Regions from separate parts of the Homo sapiens genome. Here region 2 is linked to region 1. A link is a contact called in ENCODE Hi-C or POLR2A ChIA-PET data. All regions are on one chromosome and are shown on one strand. Each heading gives the region's core, a stretch centred on a gene start or an enhancer-like site at or near the end of the contact. The rest is flanking DNA. Distances are from core to core; before and after follow the strand shown. Region 1 holds the start of DDX39B (DExD-box helicase 39B). Region 2 holds the start of TNXB (tenascin XB).

Region 1 (5,223 bases), core at 2,724-5,223:
AACATTGGTGAAACTTTGTGATGATATGTAGGAGAGTCTGGGAGTTTTGAAGGCCACATAGAGCTTGTGGGCGGAATGCCACAGTCTGTGTAAAGTATAACATCTATGTGGAGTATGATTAACATTTGTGGTGGAGGGTAGAGTTTTATGGTCATGGATGGTGAGGTGGTGGGGATATTACGGTCTGTTTTAGGATGAAGTTGCATGTTAGGTCTAAGGGGAAAGGGGACTGTGTTGATCTCTTTGGTGTTGGGATATTTCTGTGGGATGGGGGTGGTTTCTGAGAGGGCCTTTCTTCTAGGCTTTGTTTCAGGATCTTTCCCCTCATATGCCTGGACCCTTGTCTGTTTCTGCTTTTCCCTTTCTCTCTTCCACCCCTCTCCCTACCCCCCAGGCCATGGGCTCCCAGGGGAACCTGTCTGCTGAGGTGGAGCAGGCTACAAGGCGCCAGGTGCAGGGCATGCAGAGCTCCCAGCAGAGAAACCGAGAGCGTGTCCTGGCCCAGCTTCTTGGCATGGTCTGCGACGTCAGGCCCCAGGTCCACCCCAACTACCGGATTTCTGCCTAGGGCCACCGTAGGGCCTGACTCCTTCTGCCAGTTCCCTCCCTCAAAGAAATCCTCCAATCAAAATCACCTCCCACCATAATCCCTGTCTTCTTTCCATCCCCTAGAAATCCTGGGAGGCAGGATCCAATAATTTTCCTGTGACACTTATAAATATCCTGCTCACATCTGAATCTCCTTGTTGTTCTTTAACCCTCACTGGGACTTTGTAAACTTCCAAGTCATTCTCACCTAAACCCTCTGTGAAATTTGTAATATGGGGAAGTAGGAATGTGGAAAACATCCTGACTTCAGTGTCTGGCCGATGTGGGTCCCTCTCTTGACCCTGTCACTTGCTGGCTGTGAAACCAGGACAAGCTACTTAACTTGGTAGCCTCGATGTCCTCCTCTGTGAAACTGGGATGATAATAATGCCTACCTTGTGAGGGTTGCTTCAATGATTAGGAATCATTCTGTAAAGTCTAGCACAGTTCCTTGCATGTTGTAGCAGTGATTCAGTAAGTAGCAACCCTGTGATACTATTACCACCACCTGCTCACTGGTCAAAACCTACACAGCTGTTTCCTCACGTCCATCACTGGCTCTCTAATTCCACTTGTTCATTCTGTGACCCTAGTTATTTTCTGAAAAATTGGTTCTTCTCTTTTCCCAGAGACCTTCTGATCTCCAAAAAGAGGAGATGACTACATTTAGCCCCTCTCTTATAATTCCAGGTAGATAACTGCATTTTGTAGCCTCTCTTTGTTTTTCTTTTGCTGATCTTTGTCTTTATTAGATTTTCCTCCTTTCCTATTTCCCCAAAGACTTATCAGATGCTCATTGCTTTCTAAGATCTAAAATGATACTGTGTTCCCTCATATGCATGCCCTTCCTTTCTATATCCTTGACACCTTACTTTCCCATTGTAACAATAAAAAAAGTATCAATAAAATAATTATTGGCAAATAAATTGGTGAGTTGAAGCAGCCTCCTTTTGCCTCATCATTTCTCATTTTCAGTCACTTTGTTTTTTTTTTTTTTGAGATGGAGTTTTGCTCTTGTTGCCCAGGCTGGAATACAATGGCGTGATCTCAGCTCATTGCAACCTCTGCCTCCCAGGTTCAAGCGATTCTCCTGCCTCAGCCTCCCAAGTTGCTGGAATTATGGGTGTGTGCCACCACGCCTGGCTATTTTTTGTATTTTTAGTAGAGATGGGGTTTCGCCATGTTGGTCAGGCTGGTCTCAAACTCCTGACCTCAAGTGATCCACCTGCCTTGGCCTCCCAAAGTGCTGAGATTAGAGGTGTGAGCCACTGTGCCTGGCCTTCAGTCACTTTCTTGTTTTTTGTTTACATATTCCCTAAACAGCCCAAATGGCTATCCTTTGAAACTTCTTGGAGAAACAAGAACAAGTAGTACTTTATTATTTCTCTAAAGTGAGAAACATGGTTCCTCATTTGGGAATCTGAGGACTATAGATCGCAACTGTAGAGAAAAGCTGGAGTGTAGGAGCAAGTGCTCTTTGCCCCTTTACCTTGCATTTTCTTCATAGCACTTACTGCTACTGGTTTTTTGAGACAAGGTCCTGCTGTGTTGCCCAGGCTGGAGTTCCAGCTCACGGCAGCCTTGACCCCCTGGACTCAAATGATCCTCCCACTTCAGCCTCCTGAGTAGCTGGGATTACGGGCGAGTGCCACTATGCCTTGCTAATTTTAAAATTTTTTGTAGAGATGGGGTCTCACTTGCCCAGGCTGGTCTGAAACTCCTGGGCTCAAGCAATCCTTCGGGCTCGGCTTCCTCAAGGGTTGGGTTACAGGCCTGAGCCACTGCACCCTGACCACTTATCGATACTTGACATTATATTTGTGTTTATGTGTTTTCTTTCCTGTAATGTAAACACTGTGAGAACAGGGCTGTTCACCGTTGTGTCCCCAGATCCTAGGACAACATGTGGCACAAGGGAGGCAGTTGATAAATACTTTTGAATAAATTAAATGATACTTGGGAAAATACCTTCTATGACACCATTCTTGAATTAGTTACTTCATTTGTCACTGAAGACAAGCTTACTTCACCAAGAATTTGAACCAATAAGGTAACCTGCAGTGTATTTACTAACCAGATTCTTTGAGCAGGGAGGCAGAATACAATAGAGAATGAGAGATGTTTGCATCCTGGCTGTAACCTCACCAGCCGTACTGCTTGAGATATGTTGCTTTGCTTCGCTTCTGTCAATAAGATGAGAATAACGGTACCTACTCCTTAGTATTAAATGATTAAGTATGTTAACAGGGAGAGGGCCAAACGTTTGTTGTTTTATTACACAGCAGGACATCAGGTCTTACTTTTGTAGCTCCCCATCTCAAAGACGGGGATAGCAAATGTTTCATTCAGGAAAAAAATCCAGGTTGAACAATGGGGCTGTTGGGGCGGGGCCAAGAACATTCTGCTCGAATTAACAGTATTAATGGGCCGGGCGCGGTGGCTCACGCCTGTAATCCCAGCACTCTGGGAGGCCGAAGTGGGTGGATCACCTGAGGTCATACATGGGTGAAGCCCCGTCTCTACTAAAAAAACAAAAATTTGCTGGGCGTGGTGGCGGGCGCCTGTAATCCTAGCTACTCGGGAGGCTGAGGCAGGAGAATCGCTTGAACCCGGGAAGCAGCGGTTGCAGTGAGCCGAGATCAGGACATTGCACTCCCGCCTGGGCGACAGGGCGAGACTCTGTCTCAAAACAAAAACAAAAACAGTATTAATGGAATGTAGTATAACCCTCAAGCCCTACTATTAACACTTGGGGCCGAATCCAGACCCCGTCTTCCCGCTCGGATTCAGAACACCTTCCTGACTCACTGGCCCTAGGGCATCAGCTACCTCGGACAGCATCCTTTTGGGAAAATACCGCCCACCAGCCCCACGACTGGGAAAGAGTCGGGAAACACCCCCGAGCAATCCAGTTCCCTGAGACTTCCCTCCTCCCTCCCCTCAGCTAGGGCCTGCCGGTTCCTAGTGCGTGCCCAGCAGTCCTCAGGTCACCTTCACTACCGGGCCAAGGACCCCGTGGGAACTCGCAGCCTTCGCCACACTCGTTCCTCGCGCATCCATGGAGGGGTGCCTACAGAGAAGACCTGCGTGGCAAAAACCTAAACGAAGAGATGAGGGGCATGGAGAGGAGTAGGATAAGAGAATAAAGATAACAGTGGGGGGGAGACGTTAGTTTCCTTTATATCTTTTGTTACTGGCGGTAGCAGTGAAGTTAGAAACGGTTTTAAAACAAATTTCAGACAGGCATTTTCCAAAGGCAAGCCTGGAGCGCACGGATCTGTATAACCGCGGAAGGCCCTGTTTCCGGTCCCTTGCGCCTGCGCTCTTGCAGCCAAGAAGGCGGGAGGCTGGAGTAGAGGGAAGCCTGCAACCGGAAGTGAAGGCAGATTTCCCTCCTTCGTCGCTGTTGCTGCCGCCATACGCGCTCTCCCTGTTTAGGTAAGCTTTGGCCTTCGCTACAATCCGTTTCCATCTGCGCTTCTCCGCACCCATCCCGTCACATGGGTTCCTGATACCCTTTTCACAGGCGATGGTCTGGTCGCTGGGGCCTAGTTGGTTCGCTATTTCCTTAGCTTGCATCCCTTTCGAGAGCAAAGAGCTCCTGGGGGAAGGAAGGGAAGCTAAGGGGGGACCCAATCCAAGATGGTGTCCTCGGCGCCATTGTGTTCGTTTTGCTCCCTTCTTCCAATGGGTTCTTCTCATATTGGAGGCCTCAGCATCAATGAGAGGCGGCGCTCGGCGTCCCTTGGTCTTGGTATTTGCGGAGGGCGGGGCTCTTCTCACCTTCCTTGTCCTTTCTTGAGCTCTTTCTCGGCCCTCGGTGGGACTGGGAGGAGGAGCTGGTTTCTGGGCCCAGTTGGATTTTTCTCACCTTGACTTGCCCAACTTAATTTGGAGTGCCTTCCAAGTGTTTACGATACGATTGGTGTCATTGTATGTTTCTCCAAAAGGAGTCTCACCTTCGTAGCGTAACAGTGATGTGAGACCACTTGGTAAAGATCCTGTTAAAGCCTGGGCGGGGATTGCCTTTCTCTGTCACCTATTAGCTTTCTTATTGTAGGGTGGAGACATGAATTTTGTTTTTTTGTGGCCGAGCCATTTGTCTTGCACCGCCCCTCCCCCCCATGCTAATTACACAAGGCTTGCTTAAACAGCGGAAGGGAGGATACTGAGAAGTGGGAGGCTGAGAGCTATGGGAGGTGGACGGCGGCCATATGATGTTTTCTTTTCGAAAGGTGAGCGCTTTGCGCAGTGATGACCCTCATCTATCACCCTTGACTGATGGCTGCTGAGTTAGGCATCCATAACGGTGGGATTATAATAGGGAAAGCGGAGTCTTCCTTTGAGGACTTTTCAGGACTCTACTTGTCATCTCCATTTTCCACTTTACTAAGTTATTAGTCGTATTTTACCTTTTATTATCTATTCTATTTCCTCACTGTTACTTTCAGATCAAGAATTTATAAGTTGGTCTTCCCCTTCCAACTTTTCTGGTTTCCGCTACTGTGATTGCTAATCTTGTTGGGAACCTCTGTCCTAACCACTTTCCCTGGTACTGCTTTTTCTGTTCTGTTATATTTGCTTTTCGTTTTTATGTTTTGTATCTGTTTTTCTTTCCAGGTAAAAGTTTCCTGG
Region 2 (5,542 bases), core at 2,319-4,818, 570 kb before region 1:
CATCTGCTGCTGCTGCTGACCCTGTGCTTGTCTCCTCCCTTTCTCATGCCGCCCCCTTTCTATTTCCCATTCTGCTCCCTCGTCCACATTTCTTGCCCCTTTCCATTATGTCCTCTCTTTTCCCCCACTTTGGTCCTCTCCTCCTCCTTCCTTCCCCCACTCCCTTTACTTCCCACACCAGTTCTCCATCCTCTTCCCAGCTGTGGGGGCCAGCACTGGGGAGCCTGATGTTTGCCTCATCGTTCTGCTATGGCTTCTGGATACAGCACATCTGGATTCCGGGGCCCAGATGTGTGGTTGCCACAGCGACCTGGGTCCCTCTGGTAAATACAGGCGCCCACCCGCCTCAGAGCAGAGAACAAAACAATTGTGTGACTTTCTTTTGTCACGAGATAGAAATGTCCTTCCTCCTCCCTTCTCCCCACACCCATGTCTCTAGGCAAAGGAAGTTTTAAGGGTCCAAACCCTTCCTTCTGAGGCTCCCTTGCCCCCTTTTCAGCTGTAGCCTCTTAGTTCTCTCCCATCTTTCATCCTGCTCTCTGTCTTTACATTCTGTGTTCCCCATCCTCACCCGACCCCCAGTTCTCAATAATGGAATGTTGACCACCCCCTTCCCCATCTGATGCCATTTCTTCTAAGTGAATCTACACAATAACTGGATGCAGAAAAGTTTCAAAAATCTGGATTCTCCACCCTTCTTTGTACAAGTGCTTCAAAGAAGCCACTTCATTTGTTCCCTAAGTCTTCAATCCTTTCCTTTCCTGGAGTTGTTTGGGGAGAAGAGCGAATACAGGCTTAGGAATGAGAACACCTGGGTGAGACCCACCTTCACCACTACTGACTTAGCCCCTTGAACAAGACCCTTAATGTCTATGAGCCTCCGTTTCCTCAGCCACAAAGTGGGATTAATGCCCGCACTGTGTAGGAAACTGTTTTGTAAACGGAAGCCCGGCACAAGTGTTTTCTATCTTTCCCCTCTCTGGGACTGCTTTCTTGGACCGCAGCCCCTGGCATCTCTTGTTCCCCTGTCTTCATCCTTCAGGTCCTTGCCCTCAATTGCCCTTACTCTTATGTGTCTGCCTTCTCTCCTCCCTATCTTTCCTTTCCTTTTCTCTATCTTTCATCCCTTTTCCTCCTGAGGTCAGGACAGGAACTTGGAGGATCATTCAAGGAGGGAGGCTCAGAGCTGAAGACACAGGGACTGAGGTTACAGAGAACAGCCGGAGCTTGTGGACAGTTCTGGACAACACTGACCTTTCTACCCACCACCACCCAGACACCTCAGTGAAGCCAACCCCAGCTCTGACCACTGGGCTTCCCTGCCTTCACGCCTGGGCTCCTTACCCTTTCCCCCTCCTCTCTCCCAGTCCTTTCACATTTCAGTGTTGACTTGCATTTATTGGTCACCTACACTGTGCAAGGCTTGGTGCTTTTCTTACAAGATGTGAACATACAAGACATGAGCTTCTCCATGAGCCTGGAAACCAAAGGGTGAATCAAATGGTAAACAAAGATAATTTCAGAACCTGAAACTATATCTGCTAAGCTTCCAGTGGCTTCCCCAAATGCCTTATAAGCTTGTGTACATCTGGAATCCCACATTTCTCTCTGAGACCCCAACAGTGGGCTTCCAGAACATCCCAGGACCATCCTTCTTGCTGTCTTCTCTGAGGTCCCTGGCCACTCTCTGTGCCAAATGTACTTATGTTGACCATTCTTCCTAAATAATAAAGCCAGGACATAGGGCATAGGCACACGCGCGTGCACACACACACTAAAGGATATGACCATGGAACAGAAATCTGAAGGTGTCAGAGGAAATTCATACCCTGTGTTCTGCCCTCTGTGTGATACTGTCTCCAGACCCTCCCTCTTCCTATCACTGCAGGGCTCCCCACCTCCTGCCAGGAGATCCTTGGGAAGCTGCTACCTACTGCTGGCTCTGGGGGCTTCAGGCCAAGGCAGAGGAAGGAAGCTGAGCCTGGCTCTGTCCAAGATGCTGACTTCATCCTCCCCATCAAAGCCAGGAAAAAAACAGCCACACACACCCAGACACACGGACACACACGGGGACACCCACGCAAAAGCCCATGTGTGCCTTTGCCCTCGGCCACATGGAGCTTACTGGGCATCTGGCCACAGCCACATGCAGTGCAGGCACGCCCTGACCCAGGAACACCACACACCTGCCACCATGGGGATCTGACCTGGTGTGCAGACACCTGGGCCGTCACCCATGTGGCAGAATCAAGCACATATGGGCTCCCTCACGTACCTTTCACCCGTGACTTGGCCAAGTTACACCTCAGTGGTGAGGTCTGTAGCAGGATAGAGAGACCCAGTCCTCACTGTGAAGCTGGGGGTAGTGGGTTCCCACTCAGCTGGGATATTTCTCCTCTGTAGCAAAGTCTCTTTTTCAGCTCCTTGTCAGGGCAGCACATGGGGAGATGAAGCTAGGGAAACACCCAACAGACTTATGTGGGGTGTGTCTGTCTCCCTGTCCCCCCTGTCCTCTGGCTGTCAGTCTTCTGCCTGGGACCAGAGACAGCGTGTCCGTTTCCTCCAGCCCCTACCTCTCCCCGCCTCTGTTCCTGCTCCCCCGCAGCACCCAGGCACCAGCCCCCCACCCTGCTTTCCACCACTTCACCCTCTATTCAGGTGACCCACCCTTATATTTGCCTCCTGTCTCTAGCCCTTTCTTCAACCCTAAACCTTCCTCCTAACCTTCAGGCTTTCCTTCCTTGTCCGCCCCAACCCCAGCTTCCTCCCCAAGGCTTGTATGTCCCAGTGTTCACCCAAGCCCTTGCCCTGCCAGTGCCCAAGCCTCACCTGCTCTTTCTCTAGGGACTTGCTGAGGTAGGAGAATGCAAAGGGGGCAGTGACAGGAGAGGGACTGAACAGAACAGACAGCAGGAGTGGCTCGGGGACGGGATAAGCCGAGAAGATAGAAATGGTGGGACTGGAGCAGGGTGGGGACTTGGGGTCCCAGAGACGGTCCCAGTTGGAGAAAGAGGTTGCCTCTTGCCTCCTGCCCTCTGCCCCTGCTCCCTGCCCCAGACTGCCAGGGGAGAACTGGTGAGAGGATGAGGGAGCCAGCACTGGGTGATAGACATGGGGTGCGATCCAGAGATCCAAGCTAGAGCAGTGGCTGGGAAGAGATGGGAGAGGAGCATGGGGGAGGGAGGGGAAGGGGGCTGGCCATGAGGAAGGATATAGGCTGAGAGGAAACCACTGGGGTCAGAGAGGAGGGGCAGCAGGTGGAGAAATGGTGGGGAAAAAAGAAATGGCAGGAAGGGTGGGGGGTGTCAAGTTGGGCAAAAATTAGGGTGAGCTAAAAATGGCATAGGGAAAGGACGTGGGAGGTAAGACCGGGGCTGGGGGTTGAGATGAGGGTATGGTGAGACAGTGATGCTAGACAGGGAGTGGGGGCTGGGGTGGGGGCAGGAGAAGAGGAGGGGTGGCATGTGGGAGGGCCTGGGAGGGGTGGGAGGACCTGCCCTATCTCCGCTCCCCTCCCTGACCTCATCCTGGTCCTCCCCTTCTCCTCCCCTGCTCGCTGCAGACTCCCTCCTCACTGTCGCTGCCGAGATCCACAGTCGGTTGTGGCTCAGCCCCTGTTGCAGGGGACAAGTGAGGGAGACTTCCCTGTCCTGCCCTGAGACGCCGCCCTCCCGGGGTTGGGGACAGAGCAGGTGCAGAGGCACTGCAGCTGCTCGGTTGCCCAGGTAAGGAACAGAGTTCTGGGGAGACCCAGAAGGAGAGGCAAGGGATTTCTCGCCTATCCCCATGCCCCAGGTGAAGGTGTGGCAGGTGAGCTCTCAGCAGTGCTTCCAGAGCAAGGACTTCTGTTCAGGACAGAGGACATAGGAGCATTCGCTGGGAACCAGGCTCCCTGTGAAGGAGTGTCTGGGAGGAGAGGGTGGTATGTGTGTGTTGGGGTGGGCAGTATGTGTCAGGGTTTGGATGGGATGCAGACAACTGAGAGGGGCTGGGAACAAACCGAGGGACTCCGGGAGTCAGATGGTGGAACCAGGGTAGAGGTGGTTATTGGTGAGGTGAGCCCCTGGGCCCTGGAGGTGCTGGGGCTAGCGGGAAGATAGGACTAGGCTGAACTGGTGGCCAGCTGAACCTTGGAAGGAAAGTGCTTGCGGAATCCCAAATGTCGGGCTAGAGCAGCTGAGCCCAGGCTCTGGGGGCTCCAGGCTCCAGGAGGTGCCAGAGGGTGCTTCTTTGGGCATCCAAATGGGGACTCCCTAGGTGGCAGCGTGAGAGTTGCAGGGAGGGAGGTCTGGGAGATCTCTTTAGGAAATACTGAAATGGGACAGTCAGGACTCGGGTCTGGGACGTGCACAGAGCCTGCAGAGAGGATCCTAAAACTTGTTCTTGGCCAGAGCTCTGCACTCATGACTCACGGTTCAGCAGGGCTGGGATGGCTGAGAGATGCCTCTGGGGGCACAGGGGCTCCGTCTTCACTCTGTGCCCCTTCCAGGCTCCCCTTGCCTCTGTCTGTCTGAACCCGCACTCTCCCTCACCTCGCCGCCCCCGCCCCCCACCACCAGTACACGTGACACGCCCCGGGTGGGAAGGGCGGGCCCCTTATCTCGCCTGGAAAGAATTTAATGGCATAGAAACAACTGGAAGTGGAACTGAGAGGAACTACTGGGAAGCAACTCGGAAACACCACAGCTGCTGCCTGCCCTGCCCCTGCTTCCCGCATCTCCAGCCCCTCCTCTTTTCCCTGACCCTGCCTTCAAGTCCCTGGGGACCCAGCACCTCAATTCCTCAAACTTCCTTTGCTCACTCCAGACCTAGCCACTAGGTGCAGGACCAGAAACTGCCTTCCTGTCTCTCATTGCACCCCTAACCATTTTCAGCTGGGGCCTGGAAATCCTTTCTCTTAATTTTTCCATTCCCAGGCCGATTAGCTCCCCAGAATAAGGGGTATCTGGATTCCCCAACCTACCCCTCCCTGACACCTCCTTCCTACCTGGTTCCAGCCCAATATCTGAGACCCCCACATTCCCTTTTTAGTCTCACTCCTAGAATCCTTCTACCTTCACCTCTCATTGCCAGATTCAACTGAGGGTGTAGCAGGAGGGTCAGAGGGAGGCATGGGGGCAGGACCAGAACCCCCATCTGTGGAACATCTTTTATGGAAGCCAGCCCCTCTCCCCACCCCTTGGGACCTATACAGTCCCTAATGAGCAAAGTGTCAAAGTTGGCTACAACACAAAATACCCAGGAAGCTGAGTCACAGTTTGGGAAGATGCCCCCATCCCTGCCAGCCCTCCAACTGTGGGGAGGGTGCCAAGAGGGTGAGGCCATATCTCTCTCCAAACACACACTACAGAGAACCACCCCAGACATAGTGGCAGGGGGAATGGTGAAGGGGAGACACAAGAGACACCCAATTCTTTGCTTGCCCAGTACCGAGAGAAGAGCAGAATTATCCCAGGAGCTGGAATGGGGAGCTGGAGGGCTGGGTGGTGGCAACAGGGCAGGGAGGGAGATTGGGAAGGAGCCTCTGGGTGTGTGGTCAATG

Evidence for each region. Hi-C counts contacts between places; a loop is a spot of excess contacts on that map. ChIA-PET counts read pairs that join two places held with the same protein, here RNA polymerase II (POLR2A). Pooled maps may share reads with other maps.
Region 2: a pooled map shows a loop between it and region 1 (3-fold over the local background). The contact joins the promoter of TNXB here to the promoter of DDX39B in region 1. A Hi-C loop is called at or near these places in 5 of 50 pooled maps. POLR2A ChIA-PET finds 5 or more read pairs at or near these places in 3 of 52 experiments (A673, K562 and activated T-cell).

What each region holds. Positions count from the first base shown.
Region 1 is chr6:31,540,753-31,545,975 of GRCh38, reverse strand. It overlaps DDX39B (DExD-box helicase 39B), which reads left to right and starts at 3,973. Exons shown (of 11, transcript NM_004640.7): 1 at 3,973-4,026. It overlaps ATP6V1G2-DDX39B (ATP6V1G2-DDX39B readthrough (NMD candidate)), which reads left to right. Exons shown (of 13, transcript NR_037853.1): 3 at 3,828-4,026. SNORD84 (small nucleolar RNA, C/D box 84) reads left to right here and starts at 4,798; the gene lies at 4,798-4,875. DDX39B-AS1 (DDX39B antisense RNA 1) reads right to left here and starts at 3,672. Exons shown (of 2, transcript NR_133675.1): 1 at 3,580-3,672; 2 at 2,838-3,267. It also overlaps ATP6V1G2. RefSeq lists a silencer at 3,316-4,231 and enhancers at 3,545-4,466, 3,344-4,543.
Region 2 is chr6:32,107,364-32,112,905 of GRCh38, reverse strand. It overlaps TNXB (tenascin XB), which reads left to right and starts at 3,568. Exons shown (of 44, transcript NM_001365276.2): 1 at 3,568-3,725.